Regions from separate parts of the Homo sapiens genome. Here region 1 is linked to region 2. A link is an interaction called in ENCODE POLR2A ChIA-PET data of the cell type or tissue named here. Cell type or tissue: IMR-90. All regions are shown on one strand. Each heading gives the region's core, and the rest is flanking DNA. Links, peaks and the distances in the headings are about the cores only.

Region 1 (4,404 bases), core at 267-4,266, 170 kb before region 2:
CTCTCCTGTCCCAGATAACTGTCCTCCAGATCTGTCACTATCCGAGGGGTCCTAGGACAGGCAGTCACTAGGTACTTCTCCCAGCCACTAAGCTGTGACTGGGGAACTTTATTCTTTTCACATGCCTTTCTAATTATGCCTGAAAGCCCCACTCCTTTGTTAGGGAGAGACATCCTAGCAAAAGCAGGGGCCATTATACACTAGAATTAGGAGAAAGAAAAAGGGTAAATATATAGACTCTAAGTATGCTTACCTAGTCCTCCATGCCCACGCAGCAATATGGAGAGAAAGGGAATTCCTAACTTCCGAGGGAACACCTATCAAACATCAGGAAGCCATTAGACCCCCAAATTCTCCTTACCTCTGAATCTACTTCCTCCAATCCCTGCCTAAAGATAATTTTACAGGGAAGAGGATTTGCTTGTGTCTCTCCACGTGACAATCAGGCACCTATGTGGGTGCCCACCAAACATCTGAAGATCTGTCATGAACCACAGCATCTAGTGGACCCACCTGAACAGTGCAAATTGAAGGTTTAAGGATTGCTTTTAAGCCTCGATTTGTTTTCTCTGTGCCTCCTGTTAGAAGGGGCCTGCTTCTCGTTAATCAACAGTAAGTTTTACCCCCTGGTAATTAAACAAGGCAGAAGCTGAGTTACAAATGCTTCAGCAACGGCATGCCTCCCGGCTACAGCCACAAAAGTTTTTGCTTCTGTTTCAGTAGGTTTACTAAGGTGAGGGTGAGGGTATGTTTGTGTTTTTGCAGGAGATGAACGAACCGTGTGGATGCCCTCAAGATGTGTATGACCATGGAATGGGAGACTGGAGGGACCCGTGGATCCCAACCATGGACCAGATTCCCCCATTATAAGCCATAAGCCAGTTGAATCTGAATGCGAAGACGGAACAAGGACCGACCAGAGTCACGATGCTTGATGGACCAATGCTTTCTGACTCAGCTCCTCTCTATCCTGAATACAAGAGACAAGAGACCCTATTCAGCATGAAGAAGTTACAGAAGACGGACCTTCATCCTTCTGCAACCCCTAGGATTAAGGGTCCTCTTGTAAAAGGGAAAAGGGAAATATGTGGGAAGCATTCAAACCAGAGTGACTCCAGTTTGAATAAGGGCTAAGAAAAATGAAGCTGGATCACCAACCGGCAATTAAGGGCCGCACGGCCTACAATCGCCTTGCTCAATTAAAAGAGGCCACCTTTTATGCTAGTAATAATGATAGCTAGTAATAATGATACCTTCTCTTTTACAAAAAAGAGAAGGGGGGCATGTTGGGAAAAAGCTGAGTGTTGGGAAGAAAGCTGAGGCAGGGCTTGCACAATGTCCCCTGGAATATGTCTAGACTTGCTGGCTCCTTGCTTCTAGCCCTCCTAGGCTCCTAGATTGATTGTATTCCCATTATCTCAAGTAGCAGAACATGTTCCATATAAATGCTAAACCATCACAGCTGTAGATCATGCAGCTGCCATTTTTGACCCCTACATTCTCACCACCTGTTTCTCTGTTGGATTACCAATAAATAGTGTGGGCTCTCAGAGCTCAGGGCCCTTGCAGCCTCCAAAATCATGATGGCCTCCTGGTCCCACTTCTCAAACTGTCTTTTTCTCAATCCTTTGACTCCACCGGACTTCATTGCCCCCATGACCTGGTGTTGGGTCTGATCACCCCAACAGGAATCCACTGGAAGCTTGGCTTGATGTTTCCTCCAATAGGTAACTTCATGTCTTGGAAGATATAATTTCCACATGGTGACATTGTGTGGGGCAGAGACATTTCTTCTCAACTGCAGCAATTTGAAGCTCTAATTCAGAAGCCAACACTCTGTTCTTTATTGGATTTCAGACTCTCAGGAATCTCTGTTTATAGCTGCAACCTGGAGATTCCCCTCATCTCTCCACCCCAACACAAAGTTCTAGTCTCAGAAAAGCCTAAATAAATAGTTAAGGAAAAGTTGAAGTGTAGCCTCTCAGCTGTTTGTTTTTCTTCCAGCATTTCTCTGTGATAGATTTTTAAAAACCAAACAAATACAAAAAACCACCCACAGTATTTTTCATTCACTCCAATCAAGGGATGGAGCCTACTTCTCTGCAATTGGAATCTAGGCGTGGCCATGTGACTTACTATGGTTAGTGAGGCCTAAACAAATGCAGTTCAAGCAAAGTGTGGCCAGTGTTTGCACCTTGGAGCTCACTTTCTTTGCTGCTGGGAATTCTTTTGTCACCATGTGAATTGGCCCAGGCTGGCCTCCTGGAGTATGACAGACCAGGTAAGCAAGGCATGCCAAGTCTGCTGAACCAGCTAAGGCCACAGACACATGAGTGGGGCCCTCTTAAACGATCCGGTCTTACCAAGCTGGCTCATATCAGAACTGCCCAGCTGACCTACAGAATTATTGGGGAAAAGTTGCTGTTTTAGTTCACCAACATTTGAAGTGGTTTGTTATACAGCAACAGCAAACCAAAATATTTTATTTAGTTCCCATATAATATAGAGCTGCAGAATAAAATACTGTTTAATAGGGGTTACTTACATGAGTAAGTACTTTAAAAGCAACACGGCTTAATGTTTTGTCATTTTCTCAGGAAAAAAAAAAATTATGCCAATTTGATAGATGTTGTCCTGGCGAGTAAGTAAAGCAGGTGATGGATTATGTAGCAGCACATATTCACCTATGAATACACTTGATTATGTATATTAAATAGTAACTATTTCTTACATTTATTGGTATCATCAGTTTCAGAATAAAGAATGGGATGAGGGCTGATTGTTATTTGTTTGTTTTCAACTTACTTATCTTGGAAAATACTACCCAAGAAAACACATTTTCCTTGAAATAGGAAAGAGCATTCCACTGGATTTTACTCCTGTTTCCATAGACACAATCACTTGGGTTATGAGGTGTCCAACAGGGATTCTGTGCAGGAAGCAGGAACAGCTTTTCTTATGTTTTACTTTAGCAACATGGGTCAGTGACTCACAGAAGAAATGTGATTTCCTTCTGAGGAGGAGAAAGAATCAGGGTTCCAGACTGGAAGATATGTCTAGTAGATATGCAGGTGGATTTTACTGTTCAAAATTAAAGCATTGGCATCAGTGTTCAAAGGATTGGCATTGGGTTATTTATGGCTCGCCTCACTGATACTAAGCACACCCTTGCCTTTGTGATCATACTTGCGGAGTTATTGCCATGAGGTTGTGTGAGCTTGGCACACCAAACTGCTTGACTCTCTAATATGCTATAAAAACTTATAGCCACATGGCAGCAGGCGCACTTCCCTTTACATTATCCAACAGATATGGACCAAAATTAGAAAATTGAGACATTTGGGTTTTTTTTTCCCTTAGAACTGGGATTTATTTAGAAACTCTAATCTGAAGACACTCACTTTTGAAATGCTGAGGAAATTGCAAACAATTTATCACACAGAAATATTTGGAAGCATCCGCATCATTAAAAGTGTCCCTTTCTAGTTTATAACTGAAAATCAAATAATGATCAACAACGGTATTTATTTCTTCCTAGGCAATCTTCTTTTGAATCGCTAATTCGTTAAAGAACCATTTAAACTGATAAGGTCCATAATTTTCATGGTCACAGATCTTCAAGGAGAAAATATGATTATTTTTTAAAATGTTCTAATATGGTAATGGACTAATGTCACTTAAAGAAAAAATATTGAAAAATCTGTATGAATCAACTAACATGCAAGATTGGGAAATTTTTAAACTTGCACTTTTTTGTGTGTAAAATATGTATAAATATGTATACATAATGTATGTACAGTGTCTATTTCTAATCTTTGGGCATCATTAGTTAATTTCAGAGTGAGGAATTTTGGAGACAGAGTATTGTTATTTCTTGTCTGTTTATTAGGTTATTTTTCTTGAGAAATACTATACAGGATAAATCTTTCTTCCTAGAAATAAGGAAAAAAACAACGGACTGGATTTTCCTAGTTTCTACAGATGCAAGAGCCAAATGACTTTTGAGGTAAGATACAAACACTTGTTTTTATTTTTTTAAATTGTATTTTAAATTCAGCGGGGTACATGTATTTATTTGTTACATGGGTATTACGTACATCATGCTGGGGATTGGGCTTCTAGTATACCCATCACCCAAATATTGATTACACCCCACTATTACTGGATTGCTATCAATCTGTTTTCTTAGGTCTAATAGTATTTGTTTTATGGATCTAGGTGCTCTGGTGTTTGGTGCATATATATTTAGGATAGCTAAATCTTGTTGTATTGAACCTTTATCATTATGTAATGCTTTTCTTTGTCCTTGTACTGTTGTTAGTTTGAAGTCTGTTTTATCTGATATGTGAACGGCTACTCCTGCTCACTTTTGTTTTTTATTTGCATCATACGTCTTTTTCTATC
Region 2 (4,404 bases), core at 253-4,252:
TGGGACTGCCATTTCATATTATAGAACCTTGAATATTAAAAGGGCTACTTGAATTTCCCTGTATCTTCTCAAGGCATGTTCCCTAAATTTCTTGACAGGGCCCTGGACAGTAAGACTCCCCTAGAAGCCAGAGGTTGGCATGGAAGAAAACTACCTTTAGTGACTCAGATTGATTTAGATTTTTTGAATGATAAAGGCAACTGTGGGACACATGTCTCCCTGGACCAGAAAAATACAAGACAAACACAATTGTAATGTCTAGTAGGGAAGCTTACCATATTTTTTTCCTACTTAGCTCACCAGAGGGTCTTGACGGTCCCTGATAGGCTAAACTTTGAGTGGCTCAAAGCCTGAGACCAGGGTTTGTTAACTACTGGGGCACAGTGCACTCAACAATTGCTCGTAGGACTTATTTGATAGGAAAATATTGTAAGTGTACATATATATATATTCTTTTTTTTTTTTTTTTTGAGATAGAGTTTCACTCTGTCGCCCAGGCTGGAGTGCAGTGGCACAATCTCAGCCCACTGCAACTTCCGCCTCCTGGATTCAAGCAATTCTCTGCCTCAGCCTCTCGAGTAGCTGGCTAATTTTTTTGTATTTTTGGTAGACACGGGGTTTCACTATCTTGGCCAGGCTGATCTTGAACTCCTGACCACCTGCCTCGGCCTCCCAAATTGCTGGGATTAAAGGCACCCCCCACCACGCCTGGCGAATTTTTTTGTATTCTTAGTAGAGATGGGGTTTCACCATCTTGGCCAGGATGATCTTGAACTCCTGACCTCATGATCCACCCGCTTCAGCCTCCAAAGTGCTGGGATTACAGGCATGAGCCACTGCGCCCAGCCGTGTGCTTATACTTTTATAAATATAAGCTGTTATTTCCTTCAAAATCATTGTCCACATACCACTTTTGTAGTATATATGTATATTTTTAAAATCTCACAAATTTACTATTACTTTTTGTCTTCTAGCATGTTTTTGTTGTCCTGACAACTGCTATCCACTTAGTCAGTGTATGGGTTGTCAGCTGAGATAACAAACAAATCAATTCTCATCTTTTAAATTTCTAAGTATTCTCTTAAACTTAATGCAGAGATGGCAGTCTTAGCAGCCACGGCTTTTGATTTGTAAGAGCTAGAAGCATTCAGAAAGAGGAAAGTTTCTTTTGAGCTCCAAGAGGTCTAAGATCTGAAGGAAGCAAGATCTGTTGTATAGGCCATAAGCAATAGATTAGAGAGAATGCAAAATACATGCAGCAAGAGCCATTTCCTTGTCCCATCCTAGCTAAAAATGCTGAGAGGAGTGGGAGAGACAATACTGAAGGAAGCAAGTAGCTGACAGAGTTTCCCCTGTGTCCTGTCTATAGGCTGAACCATAATGGGATTAGGGCTTCTACTGGGTAAAGATGTGTATTCTGACTTTCCCATCTGGAGACATTCCTAGTCTGTAGCCTCTCTGATATACTTTGTATTACAATGACATGGGAGCTTTGAAACAGAAGGAATGCAGGGGCAAAGTGAGGGACATGCAGAGAGGTGCAGGAGGCAACCCAGCCTTCCCATGCAATCAACAAAAGGGCAGAGGTAAGTTGAGATGGAGAGAAAAAAAAAAAAAGAAAAAAACACGCTACTGGAAGTTCACACACACTCTTGTGTGTGCAGGAAGTCTAGGTCAACAGAGGGGTAGTGCAACCTAGGATACAGTGTAGACTAGACAGCCAGGGACTGGACAAAAATCCACTTCTCAGAGAATGCCAGTCTAGAACATAGCAATGACCAAGAATTAGATGATTGATGTGTTTTCACCAATGTCTGGCTGTCTCATCATATCCTCATGGGAAAAAAGAACTCTCTCTGGGAAGGCAGGTATGTCTGAAAAAATTCTTATGTGACTAAATCTACCTGGAATTGGCAAGACAAAATTTTCTCCTACTGAGTAGAAGAGAGATCTGAAATAGAACTCAAATTCTGTTACAGGAAAATAAAGGAGGTTCCATTTCTTATACCTGAGTTTGTGGCCTGTGAAAATGCATGACCATTGTACAAATATAAAATTTTCCATCTGAGCTGCTACCAATTGCAATACATAATAGTTTTGCATGATGGTTAAGTAATCCTTTAAGTAAATTTGAAGAACATGCTTTGCCCGCAAAAATGGAAAAAAAAAATCTAGAAATCTTCTTGCCAAAGTCCAAAGACTTCTAATGAATATTTCAATTCAATGTTGTGAGGCCCTATATTTTTGTTGAATGGTGAAGTACGTGTGATTCATTAAGCTCTCATTCATTATGAAAATAGACTAGCAAATTATATCCTTTGTAAGTAAAATCATTATGAACATAATTTACAAAATAGTTTAAGTTCTTTCATGATCTTTCTAAAGGAAAAGCCAAATAGTTTTAAACACTTTGCAAGGGCATTATCATTTAAAAATCTTAGATCTTACTTCTCGTTAGTTATTTTTTGAAATATTTCTTGGGCAAATATCTAAATTTGGTTGTAATTTGCACAGTCTAAAGTATTTTTTATGTGTGCCCCAGAGAATCATGATCACTATGTTTTCGAGTGTAAAAGTAAAAATGAAATTCTGGTTTCTTACTGTATTCAAATGTTCTTTTCTTTTCCTCTCAAATTTGTGTAAGCCTATCTTGCCCCTTAGAGACTGTAACATGATCCTTCATCTCTTCAATTTTTGTATTAAATCATTATTTTTGAACTTGCAAAAGCAACATATAAGTCAGGCAGCAAGTTACAAGTTTAAAATAAGCTGGCTTAACCCTCCATGGGGTTTGAAAATCAGTTATCTACTTAAATTAAGGTAGAAGTCAGAGCTGATTTAGTGTCCTTCTATGCTATGCACACTCACAATACTGTTCATTACCACGAACATGCCGGTACATGTTTGTTTCCCAGGAAAAATAGAGCCCTATTCATTATTCATAGAGGTCCTCCTGTACAGTAAAGACATTCATTCTCTAATGGCTCTATGACTAGGGTGTTGTGAAGCCCAAAGATGTTTTTTTTGGAAGACAGTTTACCAATTAAAAGCAAACAGCATTGGATTGCTTAGTAATGTCCTCAACATTGATTGGCTGTGATTGCAAATGAACATCAGGAGAAATCCAAAGGCACATCGCCGCCTGTTTCTATGCTTGCTTGCTTGCTTCAGACACCTCCCTGGAAACAGATCATTAGTACATGGAACTTCCAACCGGCTAGCTCAGACTTTTTTTTTTTTTTGCTTCAAGTAACTTAAAAAATATGCACCAGATTTGCTTTCTCACAAACATTTAATTATTTCCCCCTGAAATGTAATAAAATGTGCGAAGTTAATATAGAAGCAAGTTTTAAAAATGATTGCCTGGAAGTGAGTTCAGATTGTGAAGGCAAATAGACCATATTCTTCAAGTAAAAAACAATGATGTGTTATATGAAGCTAAATACAATAGAATTCTCTGTGGCTGATAAAGAACATAGGATGTCAGCCTTACATGTTTGATGTAAATTCAGCAAAATTAAGCTTAGATTTTGACTTACCAGTAAACAATAGAGATCAAGATCAGTGCTATTTTCCTATCCATAGGTCTAAAAATTATTAATAGTTGATATTTATTATGCAGGCTGTAAACCCAGAATGTGACACAGTTGGGCTTAATGTAGTCACACAATGGTTAGGAAACTTTCCTCAATGTGGAAGATGGAAGTATGTTTGTGATCATTTTAAGGAATCTAAACTAAAACAAAATCACTTATGCATAAAAATCTTAATTGAAAATGTTGGCATTGACAAAGAATATGCCACAGGTTTGTCTGGCCATATGGCAGAGTTGTTTTCCTGACTTAGTAGAAAGCAGATTTTATTGCTTAGTTCTTGTACTTATTCATACTGATGACTAAGTTGAAGAAACAAATTTTCTTTGTCTTTCTGATGTCCACGTATATTCACTCCAATCATGAAGGGGAATGGTTGGAGTTTGAGAACCTACGTAAATAAGAATGGAATATTTTCTTTTAAATGGCCTAATAGATGACATTCATTATAAAAGAATCAGACATTATAAAAGAATCAGCCTGGTTGTTGGTATGTTACCGGACTGATGTTGTTGACTTGGTTCCATTAAGATTTTTGAGTTTTTCTTTGTAGAATGGTATATTAATATCATCAACCTGGCTGTTTTCTCCTACCCTGTCTTTCTTTCCTATTTTTTTTTTTTTTTCTTTTTTAGACAGAGTCTCACTCTGTCACCCAGGCTGGAGTGCAGTGGTATGATCTCAGCTCACTGCAACCTCTGCCTACAGAGTTCAAGCAATTCTCCTGCCTTAGCCTCCCGAGTAGCTGGGACTACAAACTCATACCACCACGCCCAGCTAATTTTTGTATTTTTAGTAGAGATGGGGTTTC

The links. Peaks named below come from ENCODE experiments on the same cell type or tissue, not always from the same donor. Only the 100,000 strongest peaks of a DNase experiment are listed, where the experiment ranks them.
Region 1: POLR2A ChIA-PET joins it to region 2 with 7 read pairs; 2 of 35 experiments call an interaction of 5 or more read pairs at or near these places.

Annotation. Positions count from the first base shown.
Region 1 is chr13:93,043,091-93,047,494 of GRCh38, forward strand. LINC00363 (long intergenic non-protein coding RNA 363) reads left to right here and starts at 2,251. Exons shown (of 4, transcript NR_126360.1): 1 at 2,251-2,281; 2 at 3,937-4,006. In IMR-90, for the core only: no CTCF peak of the experiment used is centred there; no DNase peak of the experiment used is centred there.
Region 2 is chr13:93,214,887-93,219,290 of GRCh38, forward strand. It overlaps a transcript of GPC6 not described here. Among named protein-coding and RNA genes, the nearest start is that of GPC6, 9.7 kb to the right of the region's middle. RefSeq lists an enhancer at 2,968-3,480. In IMR-90, for the core only: no CTCF peak of the experiment used is centred there; no DNase peak of the experiment used is centred there; H3K27ac peaks cover 162 bases.